2 separate regions of the Homo sapiens genome follow, and region 1 is linked to region 2. Evidence: chromatin contacts called from ENCODE Hi-C or POLR2A ChIA-PET data. All regions are on one chromosome and are shown on one strand. The core of a region is the stretch at or near the end of the contact, and the rest is flanking DNA. Distances in the headings are between cores, read along the strand shown. Region 1 overlaps ARHGAP10 (Rho GTPase activating protein 10). Region 2 overlaps ARHGAP10 (Rho GTPase activating protein 10).

Region 1 (6,442 bases), core at 3,091-5,590, 190 kb after region 2:
GACATTCTTATTTCATCTCTCCATATAATTCAGGCCGTTTTCACAGAGGCATGTTTGCTTGAATGCAGAGTATGATTTGCTCTTTTGGCTTCTACCACTGAGGTCAAACTTTTTAAGCTTTCTTAGCTAGAGTAGTACTGAAACCCTCTGGTATTTTAAACTATCTGGATGTGCCCTTCTGGCTTCCAAAAAGAAGGAAGGATTGAGGCTCAATCTTTTTTCCTGTATCGGGCTCAAAAGGTCTCTGATTTTTGTGTTTCTTAGCAACTTTCTTTTCTTTTTTCCAACTCCTGGCAGGGCTGTGCGGCCTCCTTTTCCTCTCTTTTTTTTTTTTTTTTTTTTTTGAGATGGAGTCTTGCTCTGTCGCCCAGGCTGGACTGCGGACTGCAGTGGCGCAATCTCGGCTCACTGCAAGCTCCGCTTCCCGGGTTCACGCCATTCTCCTGCCTCAGCCTCCCGAGTAGCTGGGACTACAGGCGCCCGCCACCGTGCCCGGCTAATTTTTTTGTATTTTTAGTAGAGACGGGGTTTCACCTTGTTAGCCAGGATGGTCTCGATCTCCTGACCTCATGATCCACCCGCCTCGGCCTCCCAAAGTGCTGGGATTACAGGCGTGAGCCACCGCGCCCGGCCCTTTTCCTCTCTTATAGTTGCTGAATGTTCGCCCTCAGGAAGGTGTGTCTCTGATGCTGTGACTCCTTAGTGTTCTGAGTAGACTTAGGTAGACTAAGGGCTAGCCTTTGCTCTTCTGGTTCTTTAAGCTCTAATGAGATGGAGAGTAATTATTAGCTTGCTTGGGCTGCCATAATAAAGTATCACAGGCTGGGTGACTTAAATCAGGGGTCCCCAATCCCCAGACCGTGGCCTATTAGGAACCAGGCCTCACAGCAGGCGGTGAGCAGTGGGCAAGCCTTATGGCCTCAGCTCCGCCTCCTGTCAGATCAGTGGCGACATTAGATTGTTATAGGAGTGCAAACCCTATTGTGAACTGCACATGTGAGTGATCTAGGTTTTGTACTCCTTATGAGAATCTAATAATAAATGTAATGCTCTTGAATCATTCTGAAACCATCCCCCCCACCCCAATCGGTGGAAAAATTGTCTTCCATGAAACCAGCCCCTGGTGCCAAAAAGGTTGGGGATGGGGGCTGCTGAATAAACAATAGAAATCAATTTTCTCACAATTCTGGGGGCTACAAGTCCAATATTAAGCTATCAGCAGGGTTAATTTCTTCTGAGGCCTCTCTCTGGCATGGGGATAGCTGTCTTCTCCCTGTGTCTTCTCATGGTCCCCCTCTGTACATGTCTGTGTCTTCATCTCTTCTTACAAGGCCTCCAGTCATGGTGGATTTGTGCCCACCCTGGTGACCTCATTTTAATTTAATTACTTTTTTTTTCAAGACCTTATTTCTAAATACAGTCACATTTGGAAGTACTGAGGATTAGGACGTCAACAGATGAATTTGTGGGGATACAATTCAGCCTATAACAGAAGGAAAAATAGGACATTTGTAAAACTTAAAAAATAAGGAATAAAAAGCAAAGAGGATTTATATTCCTTTGGGTATATACCCAGTAATATAAATCGTCCTGTTATACACACACATGCACATGTATATTCATTGCAGCCCTACTCACAATAGCAAAGACATGGACTCAGCCTAAATGCCCATCAGTGATAGACTGGATAAAGAAAATGTGGGGTCAGGCGTATTGGCTCATGCCTGTAATCCCAGCACTTTGGGAGGCGGAGGCAGGCGGATCACCTGAGGTCAGAAGTTCAAGATGAGCCTGACCAACATGGTGAAACCCCATCTCTACTAAAAATACAAAATTAGCTGGGTGTGGTGGCATATGCCTGTAATCCCAGCTACTTGGGAGGCTGAGACAGGAGAATCACTTGAACCTGTGAGGTGGAGGTTGCAGTGAGCCGAGATTGCTCCATTGTACTCCAGCCTGGGCAACAAGAGTGAAACTCCATCTCCAAAAGAAACAAAATGTGGTACATAAAGTACCACGGACTACTATGCAGCCCTAAAAAGGAACGAGGATCATGTCCTTTGCTGGGACATGGATGGAAGTGGAGGCCATTATCCTTAGCAAAGTAATGCAGGAATAGAAAACCAAACACTGCATGTTCTCACTTATAAGTGGGAGCTAAATGATGAGAACTCGTGGACACATAGAGGAGAACAACACATACTGAGGCCTATGGGAGGGTGGAGGGTGGGAAAAGGGAGGGGATCAGGAAGAATAATTAATGAGTACTAGGCTTAGTACCTGGGTGATGAAATAGTCTGTACAACAAATGCCATGACACAGGTTTATTATCTATGTAACAAACCTGTACATGTACCCCTGAACTTAAAAGTTAAAAAAAATAGTATATGTAACTATAATTTTTAAAAAAAGCAAAGAGAAAAAGAAGGAACAAAACTTGACAAGGAAGAATGAATGCTTTTGTGTGTGTGCTGTGAGTTACAATCTGTAGGACATGTGTTAGTATCATCTCATTTCCCTCCCAGCATAACATAGGGTATAGGATGCAGTCCTTGATCTCAGATACAGCATAGAGACTCCGAGAGGTTTCCTCTCTTCCTCATGAGTGACTGAACTGACTTGAATCCAATTCTTTAGACTCTGACTAGTATTCTTTTCATCACTCCGAGCAGGGAGGTGAAAAGAAAGTAAACCCTCGTGGTCAAATTCCATGGCCTTTTGTTGTGTTATTCTGTTTTGGAAACTTTGGGGATTAGAGGCATCATCTGCCTGTCAGCCAGTTGTGTTCTTGTTACCTTTAACATTCGTAGCGGAGAAAATAAACACACAGCCAGAAAGCTGCAACTCATTTGAGAAGTAAATATAAGTCACATTTTTTGGAAGTCATTATTATGAAAATTTTCAAGCATAAAAAAGTAGAGAGATTGGTATAATGAATTCCCATATTCTCATCCAGATTCAATAATTATCAAGATTTTGCCACAGTTGTTTCATCTATCCCTTTTTCCCTCTTAAAGCAAATGTAAGGTTACTTTTAACCCTTTCAGGATGCAACTTTAAACAAATGGAGATTTTCTTACCCTTAATGCTACTCAGTTTGCTAATTGCATCAAAAATGTCTTTTCGTCATTGATTTGTTCAGATCAGAATGCAAATGATAAGGATATTTGTTCAGCATACCAAATTAGGTTTGACAATACATTTTCTTTTATATGTCTCTTGTTTTCAGGGACAATTTGTTTTCAGATCTCTGTAGAGAGAGAGGATGCATTGATTTGGTTCATTTTGCAGTATACTTTGTGGTGATATTGATTTGAAGTTTCACAGCTCCTCACTGGACAGGACATGTAACAACTTTAAAAAAAATTACAGTTTTGCTTTAGTTTTGAATGAATTTCTATGGTTTTCAGAAATCATCCAAACAATGATTTCTATGTACTAATCATCACCGTATTTTTAAAAGGCTAAAACTTTTGAAGAAAAATGTAAACAAGTAAATACAGTAAACATAAAAGTTTTAGTGCATCTTTACAAATTGGATTGGTATTCATTTCAATGTATCCATGATACTTAACTAACTTACTAACATTGAGGCATTTCATTTTTGTCCACATGGAACATTGTTTGCTGAGATTATTTTTTTAACCACAACTTACAGATAAAAAGCTAGTAAAACAAGTTGTTAAACACTTGATTTTTTCAAAGGTTATTTTTATAGTTAACAGGAATGCTGCTAATGTTAGTTAGCAAAGATTTTGAATGCAACTGTTTGATGGCTTTTAAAATATGATAGTCTTCTATTTTGCTAATAGTTTGTTTCTTCCCATAGGTATAAATGACCAAGGATTGTACAGAGTTGTGGGGGTGAGTTCAAAGGTCCAGAGACTTCTGAGTATGTTGATGGGTATGCCTCTTTTCTAATCATTTTTCCATGTGTTATTTGTGTATGTTCATTGACTTCACAGCTTAATATTTCATAATAATGTAGAGAATACTTGTCATTCCATTCCTCTACTTTCTACAGGAGTTTTCTGCTGAGCAGAGACAATTGACCCACAGAAGTAGATTAGTATTTGCATCAGCATAGATTGTCTATTACCTCTTATTAAGAAATGAAAAAAGAATGCACCCCCTGGTTGACTATCTTCCTGTGCTTGCTTCTCACAGGGAAGTGGCAGTCAGGCCTCTATGATTTGCGTGGCTTCCAAATAGCCTGTCCAGAATTGTGACAGTACATTTGGTTGGACAAGACCACTGGGACTCGCTCATTTTTATGGAGCTTCCAAAACTGTCATTTGACAGCAAGGGTCTGATTCTCAGGGATTCATTGGTATTCACAGTGGCTTGTTTGTAGTTCACACCAGGCTCTCCTCCAGAACCATGCATGCTCCATCTGTGCTGATAACACAGTGTTCTTTGGCATCGCAGACTAGAGGAAGCCAGAAAGTGAATTCATTTCATTACCCCAGACATTATGTGAATGACAAAGCGCTTTTACATTACACACTGCTGTCAGTTCATTGCCACCTGTAAGACACTCCACTTCTCCCCCACCCCAAAACAGGCTGCCTCTTGAAGAGTGATGATAACTCATCAGGCTAGAGGGCCTGTGTATCAAACCAATCTGTCATTATGATCTTGCTACATATTAATTTATTTGATACCTTACTTTAATTAATCAATATTAACAATGCCCTCAGGTGTGCTGTGAATGCATTCCAACCTGTCTGCATCTTAAAACATTACAGCAAAGAGTCATTTTTAGGAAGCATGAGCCAAGTTGAATAAAATCAACTGCCATGCTACAGATAGGATTGCTTGTTTGCCTATATTTGAATTAAGGATTTAATAAGCAACAATCTTTTATAAGCTATTAACCACAGGAGAAATTGCCCGTCATCAGTTGGAGAGCCTTATTAGAATACATTCACTTCCATAAGCTGTTTTCATTTTCTGCCTCTCTGGTTTAACTTGGGTGTGCAATTTTGGCAGTCAGATTTTCCTTTTTACCAATAGTGGTCTCCAAATTAAATAGACTCAGGTTGCCAGTGGTTCAGTAGCAGCTGGAAGAATTTAATGGGAGTACAGCATCTGCTTTTACTTAATTTTAAAATTGGAATCACTTCTTTCATTTCCAAGATGGTGTTATGATGATTAGAACTGGAAGAGTATATTGATAACAGAATGGGAAATGTGGACTGAAAGGCACATTTTGCTGGTAAATTGGTCCTAAGGACCTGGCATTATTTTTATTATCATCTTGTTCCTGTTCAAGGAAAGTTTGAACAAGGGTTTTTCTGTGGTCACCTTGAAGTGCTAAGCTGTCTCAAAATTTGTTGGTCATCTCATAAAATTCTACGTGTACAGCATTGCTAAACTCAGCGTGGTAGTTTGCTCTGCTCATGGGAAATGTCCCAAGCCAGTCCTTAACTTACAAGGTGTTTTTAAATATCTAAACCCTCAAAAAATTCGTGACCTGGAAAACTGTTTTTACTTTTCATGGGCCTCAGAGTAGAGAAGCCCAGGACATGAGTGTGACACAACCTCACACATATTGCTGGCAAGGGAAATGCTTATGTTTTCAGTAATACCATTCTGCAATCAGAGGAAAGTTAGAGAATTGATGTGAGACAGATACTGACTTGTTACCTCCTCATTAAGCCATTCATTTAAGAGGGTTACACAATATACATTTGTTTTGAGTAATCTATAAATAATTCCTAGTGTGAATTTAAGATTATCAGTCAAAAACTTTGGATTTTCATTAGCATTAATACCATTTTCTTATTACCTTATGCTACCAATACAAACCTTAGCCCTTGACAAAATATATTTATTTGCTATTTCCTAATCACTTAAATGTTTCCTTATTTCTTTCCTTTTATTCTGATGGAGTGGACTTGTCTCTTTTTTCTGGTGTGTTTTTTCCCTTCATATTGAACACTGATTGAGTGTTCAAATGGAAATAATTTAACGCCTCTTCCAAAAAAAGGGTTTTAGAGTTTTGAATAGTCATGTCTACATAATCTTAGGGGCATTTTTTTCTCCAACTTTTCCCATTTTGCTCATTGTTAGAGGGTTACATGTATATCCTGAAGAGGAAAAAATTGTGTGGGTCTGCCAAGTTTTTAACTTTGCTTTTTTAAAGCAATTAGTGTTTATTATTATTCCTGCAGGTAATAGGTTTATTTCAAATTTGAATTTTTTCAAGGAACATTTTGTTTGTAATGCATTGTCTTTGTAGAAATGGGAAATAATTTAATTTTTAAGTATTTGAGAAACAGTCCCAAGCCATGTACTATTTTTTGAGGAGAGCTGCCATTTATCCAATTCTCTGTAGTTCTTGAGAGCTAATTATTTACTTTAGAATTTTTTATTGCCATTTTTACACAAAGTACTTTGTATTGTTTGTTAAAGTGTTTTAAGTCTTATTTAAATACTC
Region 2 (6,520 bases), core at 1,423-3,922:
AGCAATTCTCCTGTCTCAGCCTCCTGAGTAGCTGGGATGACAGGCGCATGCTACCACGCCTGGCCATTTTTTTTGTATTTTTAGTAGAGATGGGGTTTCACCATGTTGGCCAGGCTGGTCTTGAACTCCTGGCCTCAAGTGATGTGCCTACCTCCGGCCCCCTAAAGTACTGGGATTACAGGTGTGAGCCACTGCACCTGGCCTTTTTTTGCTTTTTTTGGAGCACTTGTGTTTCAGAGACTGTGCCCAGTGTTTTCACAGGAGTTAGCATTTCTCACAGCAGTCCTCTGATAGTTAATCTCGTAATAATTGCCATTTTGCAATTTAAGAACGTGGGTTTAGAGAGGTTGACATTTGCCCGAGGGTACTCATCTAGGTAGCTGAGGCTCCTGCAAGTTATACACTTTCTGAAGCCTTTAGTTTTTTTTTTTTTTTTTTTTTAAGATGGAGTGTTGCTCTGCCATCAGGTTGGAGTGCAGTGGCATGATCTCGACTCACTGCCACCTCTGACTCCCAGGTTCAAGCAATTCTCCTGCCTCAGCCTCCTGAGTAGCTAGGACTATAGGCGTGCGCCACCACACCCAGCTAATTTTGTATTTTTAGTAGAGACAGGGTTTCACCATATTGGCCAGGATGGTCTTGATCTCCTAACCTCATGATCTGCCTGCCTTGGCCTCCCAAAGTGCTGGAATTACAGGCATGAGCCACAACGCCTGGCCAAGCCTTTAGTATTATAGAAGAGCATGCATTATTGTCATTGATACAGTATTTCACAGATCTGATTTGGGGTGTTATCTTGTGTAAAGTCGTGGGGTTGTAATGTCTGCAAAGCTTACTTTCGGGAAATTAAAAATTTTCTATCAAGTGATAGAAACTTCCTTTAAGCTATTAAAAGTTATAGGAAAGGAAGTCATTTTCATATAATCTGGAATAGTGGCTGTGCTATTTTATTTGCATTACAAAAAATTGAAAAAAACGCTATTGTTTGCTTTTAAACAAAGCAGACTTTAAAAAGTAATGTTACTGTTAATGATTTAATAGAGGGTACACAGGTTTAATCTGTACTCACAGTTTGATCTTTTTTTTTTTTTTGGTGACGGGGTCTCATTTGTTGCTTAGGCTGGCGTGATCTTGGCTCACTGCAACCTCCACCTCCTGGGCTCAAGTGATTCTTGTGCCTCAGCCTCCCGAGTAGCTGGAATTACAGGTGTGCGCCGCCATGCCTGGCTGATTTCTGTATTTTAGTAGAGACGGAGTTTTGCCATGTTGGCCAGGCTGGTCTCAAATTCCTGACCTCAAGTGATCCTCCCACCTTGGCCTCCCAAAGTGCCGGGATTACAGGCGTGAGCTGCCGCACCTGGCCTGCTTTACTATTAATGCTGATCTGGGCCTTTGATTAAATTTGCTGCTTATCTCATGCCTGTGTTGCCATTTTATTTTCTTCCCAAATAATAGCCATTCCTTTTATTTTTAGAAGTATTTTTATTCTCTTTGGTGATGGTATTCTCAATGTATTTAATCTGAAGTAAATTTTCTCCAGATTCACCTATGAGGAGCCTGCTACCCAGAAGGTTAAGAATTTTGTCCAAAGTCATATGGCAAAGTAATAGTATCAGTGAAGACACTGTAGTCAGTTTTAAAACATTTCAGAGTTTAGCCAGTAAATACTGAATTTAGTAAACCTCAATTTGCGTATGGAAAGCTGGAAATAAAACTCGTCTCCTGACTGCTGTGTTGGAGCTGGAAGGAATGTCCAACCTTCTTACACCATAGATAAGGAAACATGAAACATGCCTGCAGCGGCCACTTAGATATATCTGCTCTGTCCTGTCAGTTCAGGAAGCTCATTTCTAGTGTTGAGTTTACTCTGAAGTCAATTTTCTTTTCTTTTCTTTTTTTTTTTTGAGACACAGTCTGTTGTCCAGGCTGGAGTACAGTGATGTGATCTCGGCTCACTACAACCTCTGCCTCCTGGGTTCAAGCGATTCTCCTGCCTCAGCCTCCTGAGTAGCTGGGGCTATAGGTGTGCACCACCGTACCTGGCTAATTTTTTGGTTTTTTTTTTTTTTTAGTGGAGATGGAGTTTCACCATGTTGGCCAGGTTGGTCTTGAACTCCTGACCTCAGGTGATCTGCCTGCCTCAGCCTCCCAGAGTGCTGGGATTACAGGCGTGAGCCACTGCCCCTGGCCTGAAGTCAATTTTCTTATGTTTGTTTGCAGTGAACAAGTAATTAAGGAAATGAACCAGTAAATGAGAAAATTATATTTGAGAGAATGATTTTTTTCCCCTTTCGAAACTATTTTCATGATGCTCACGTATTCATGAATGTTGAAAATTTACATTGGGATGAGAGTGAGAGAGTATTGAGGCTGCACCGTTTAATAATTCCACATGTATGAGAGTCCTTCCTCTTGATGCTTAATTTGTGGTTAGAGAGATTAACAAATTGAGCAAAGATGATGTGACATTATTTCATAGTTTGGGGCTTCCATTCATCTGCTACTACTCGTTCTAAGAAAGACCTAACGTTCCTAAAAACTTTGATACCCCTCACCTTGCCTGTGTTCCAGGTTCCAGTAAACTCCTGGCTTACTGAGGGCAGTGTCTGTCTTTCGTCCTCCAGCAGTGTCTAGAACAGTGCCTTGCTCATAGGCACTGAGTCAGTACCCATCTGGCTCCTGGAATGTTTGAGTTGGAAGTCCCAGAAGTCTAGAATGTTTATTTAGGTTAAGCTAAGAAGCAGATGCAAGTTGAGGGAATTCAGGGCCTTTAATTCTTGTTCTGTTTCCAGGTGTCATTTACATAAGGCATACGATGCCTTTTGTAAGTAACTCCATACCATTTGTTGCTATTGTAGTTCCTCTTGCAAATTCCTGCTGAGTACTTTGATGCACAGGAGGTGAAAGGGGCTAGAAAGCTGTTTTGGCCTTAGTTGAGTTGATGAAACTTCAGAACGTTAAGACAGGCTTAGAAAGGAGTCAGTGTTCTGGGGCACAGTTGGGATAGTGTTCAAAACTACTGAGGGCCCCAAACTGCCTCCAGATAGAAAGAAAAGCTCAGTGGGGGTTGTTAGAAATTTAGTTCCTTTGGATGAATTTCTGTTGTCTTTCCTTGATGATAGTTTATATTCAACATACTGAATGTAATTGTATTCAATTTTTTTTTTTGTCTTTCACCAGCTAGAGAATTTGGGTGAAATTTTACTGTTACACATGTGCATTAGCACTGAATTTGTTTAACATAAAGCAAAATAACAGGAAAAAGACAAATATAAATGATTTTGCTACATAAGTTGTACATTCTTCTGTTAGAATTATAATGAAGTCCCTGAAGAAATATTAAAATCCGGCTGGGCGTGGTAGCTCACGTCTGTAATCCCAGCACTTTGGGAGGTGGAGGCGGCTGGATCACCTGAGGTCAGGAGCTCGAGACCAGCCTGACCAACATGGTGAAACCCTGTCTCTACTAAAAAATGCAAAAATTAGCGGACGCCTATAGTCCCAGCTACTTGAGAGGCTGAGGCAGGAGAATTGCTTGAACCCAGGAAATGGAGGTTGCAGTGAACCGAGACTGCGCAGTTGCACTACAGTCTGGGCGACAAGAGTGAAACTCCGTCTCAAAAAAAAAAAAAAATTCTTTCAAAATGACTGCTTTAAAAACATTCCAAACAATAAGGATATAATAAAAGCAAACTTATTATTTAAGTAAAACCAAAGATGTAACATTTGAAGTTTTTGTTATTTTAAGAACAAAAATATCATTTTGTTCTCATTAAAATTTTTACTTATTTTTACTTGTTAAATTTTCTCTTACATAACCAGTCTTTTGTGATCAACTCAGTCTGGGCGTTCTGTGTTCATGGCATTTCTTCCCAGTTAATTCATTCTAGAAAACTGCAAGGTGTTTTGTTCCATCTGACTGTTTGTAAACAGGAAGGGACCCTAGCTACTCGGGAGGCTGAGGCAGGAGAATCGCTTGAACTCAGGAGGCGGAGGTTGCGGTGAGCCGAGATCACGCCATTGCACTCCAGCCTGGGCAACAAGAGTGAAACTCCGTCTCAAAAAAAGGGAAAGAAAAAAAAATACCAGTTCCATGTTATCAAGAAGAAAGAGAGGGCTGTTTTGGAAAACACTAACATCATTGGCCTTTTCTTTGGCGAGCTGCTGGAATATTTTAGGAAGTAGCTGTACTTTTGCTCTTATAAACACAGTTAAATAGATACTGCCTCTTGTCCTTCTCTTGCCCTTATATAGTGTAGGTGATATTTTTCTATTTGGCTCTTTTAGAAGCTGGACTATCACGAAAGAAGGTGGGGTGTGGGTGTGTGTGAGTGGTTGTGGGTGTGTGTGTGTAGTGCATTATGAGTCAGCCTCTGTGGCTGTTTGCTGTGTATTTTGTCCTTGTTTTGTATTATTTCACATATGTGTTGAGGAGCAATGCATCAGTAATGAATGTAACAGAAGAGCTGCATGTAACAGAATAGCCAGTTATCAACTGGCTTTTAGACCTTGACCCTGTTGGTAATTTTTTTTTTCTGTCACATAATAAGTCAATAGTAGGTGGTTGCTGGCTAGTTGTCAGTGGTGAGGATTCTAAAAATTTCTTGCCTTTTTCCTCATGGTTGCAAGATGGCCTAGTCATTACACCCACCCACTTACTAGGAGGCAAAAAAAAAAAAAAAGAAAAAAAAGAAAGGGAGGATCTGTATCCAAGGCTTTCCCAGGACTCTCCAGTCAGCTTCTGCTAATACCTCATGGGCCGCAGTTCTTAATTGCTCTCCCTAGCCCCAAGTAAGTCTGGGAAAAATTTGTTTGTGGTCCAGCCCTTGTTGTAGAGGAAGGTGTGGGTGGTGGGGGGAGTATAAAATATTGGAATGGCTGTTGAATAAACCATTTCTGGATCTTCTAAAAACAGTTACACACTCTAGAGTGGGCATCTCAGGAGTGTTTCTCCATTAACTTCAGTTAATCAGCAGGTCTTTGATGAGCACTGTTAGTATGAACTATACCATAGTCCCCCTTATCCGTGGTTTCAGTTACCCATGATCTGAAAATAGTACATGAAAAATTCCAGAAATAATTCATGAGTTTTAAATTGTGTGCTGTTCTGAGTAGTGTGATGGAATCATGTGCCATCCTGCTCCATCCCACCTGGGATGTGAATCATCCCTTTGTCCAGGGTATCCACACTGTATGGTTGTATGTATAGGAAGAAATAGTGTATATAAGGTTTACAGTGCTATTCATGGTTTTAGGCATTCACTGGGGATCTTGGAATATATCCTCCCTGGATAAGGGGGGACCACTATATTGTTATTGGTCTTAGGGAGTTAGAGGGAGAAATGCAAATGTGTAATGTATTGTCTTATTAGAATTTACAGTCTGGTTATGGGAATACAACACAGAAGGTTGTGTAATTGTTTTTTTTTTTTTCATCAGATTATAAGAAGAGGGAAGGGCATTCATGAATGCCTGGTATAATGGAAAAGGCTCACCTTGAGGAGAGGGGCCTTGGTTGGTCTAGGCTGGTGGCAGTGCAGTTGCAGAGAGAGTGAGAGCGAGAGAGAGAGAGAAATGAATGATGCCAGAGGGAACCTGGGCTATAGTGGCTTCTTTAAATTTACGGAAAAATATAAATCAAAGATGATAATCTTTTCAGCTTAGGAGATGAGGCAAACATTGGATATCAGAACCTGAAAGTTAATGGGAACACAGGACAGTCTAGCCTTTTTTTTTTTTTTTTTTTTTTGAGACAGAGTCTTGCTTTGTGGCCCAGGCTGGAGTGCAGTGGTGCCATCTGGGCTCACTGCAACCTCTGCCTCCCGTGTTCAAGCAATTCCCCTGCCTCAGCCTCCCGAAAGCTGGGACTACAGGCGTATGCCGCCATGCCCAGCTAATTTCTTTTGTATTTTAGTGGAGATGGGGTTTCACAGTGTTGCCCAGGCTGGTCTTGAACTCCTGAGCTCAGGCAATCTGCCCGCCTCGGCCTTCCAAAGTGCTCGGATTACAGGTGTGAGCCACCGCGCCTGGCTGGGGCAGTGTAGCTTTGAGAGAAGGCTTGGTGACCCAGCTGGTCCTCCCAGTTTTGCTGCCATGTCCATCATCTAGATTTCCCTTTACCAGCTTTCCATCTGCTGTAGCATTGACAACTTCCATCCGTTCATAGCCTCTGCTTCCTCTGAACATTGGCTTACTCACGGGCCTCTACGGTGAGTGTCCTCAGCTTCACCTTCCACGACTGCACACCTGGGTACTTAACCTGTTCTTCAGTCACCTTCCTAAGAGAATCTGGTTGGCCCAGCTAATTACCATTGTCCTTGTTTCGGAAGAGGCTGTCAGGCCTGGCTCACGCTGGTCATTGGCCAACCTGTCTGTTCCCTTCCCTGGGATCTGGTGCCCATCCCTGTCCAGTCACCTGTGATACAGAACAGGTGTGCCCGAGACTGCTACCTCACCAGGGCCAGGGAGAAGAGGGGCAGGCACCATACAAATACAAGCCTGGTACGTGTGCCATAGCTTG

The links. Hi-C counts contacts between places; a loop is a spot of excess contacts on that map. ChIA-PET counts read pairs that join two places held with the same protein, here RNA polymerase II (POLR2A). Pooled maps may share reads with other maps.
Region 1: a loop to region 2 is called in a map with no recorded cell type, with 3 times the contacts of the local background. The contact joins two enhancer-like sites. A Hi-C loop is called at or near these places in 3 of 37 single-sample maps with no recorded cell type and 3 of 50 pooled maps. POLR2A ChIA-PET finds 5 or more read pairs at or near these places in 1 of 52 experiments (OCI-LY7).

The regions. Positions count from the first base shown.
Region 1 is chr4:147,935,996-147,942,437 of GRCh38, forward strand. ARHGAP10 (Rho GTPase activating protein 10) reads left to right here. Exons shown (of 23, transcript NM_024605.4): 14 at 3,830-3,904. Among named protein-coding and RNA genes, the nearest start is that of MIR4799, 160 kb to the left of the region's middle. Within about 2 kb of position 4,341, at least 2 of the 41 ENCODE cell types and tissues checked have a DNase peak (open chromatin) inside an H3K27ac peak, as active enhancers do.
Region 2 is chr4:147,751,464-147,757,983 of GRCh38, forward strand. All of the region lies in intron 1 of ARHGAP10 (Rho GTPase activating protein 10), which reads left to right. Among named protein-coding and RNA genes, the nearest start is that of ARHGAP10, 23 kb to the left of the region's middle. Within about 2 kb of position 2,673, at least 4 of the 41 ENCODE cell types and tissues checked have a DNase peak (open chromatin) inside an H3K27ac peak, as active enhancers do.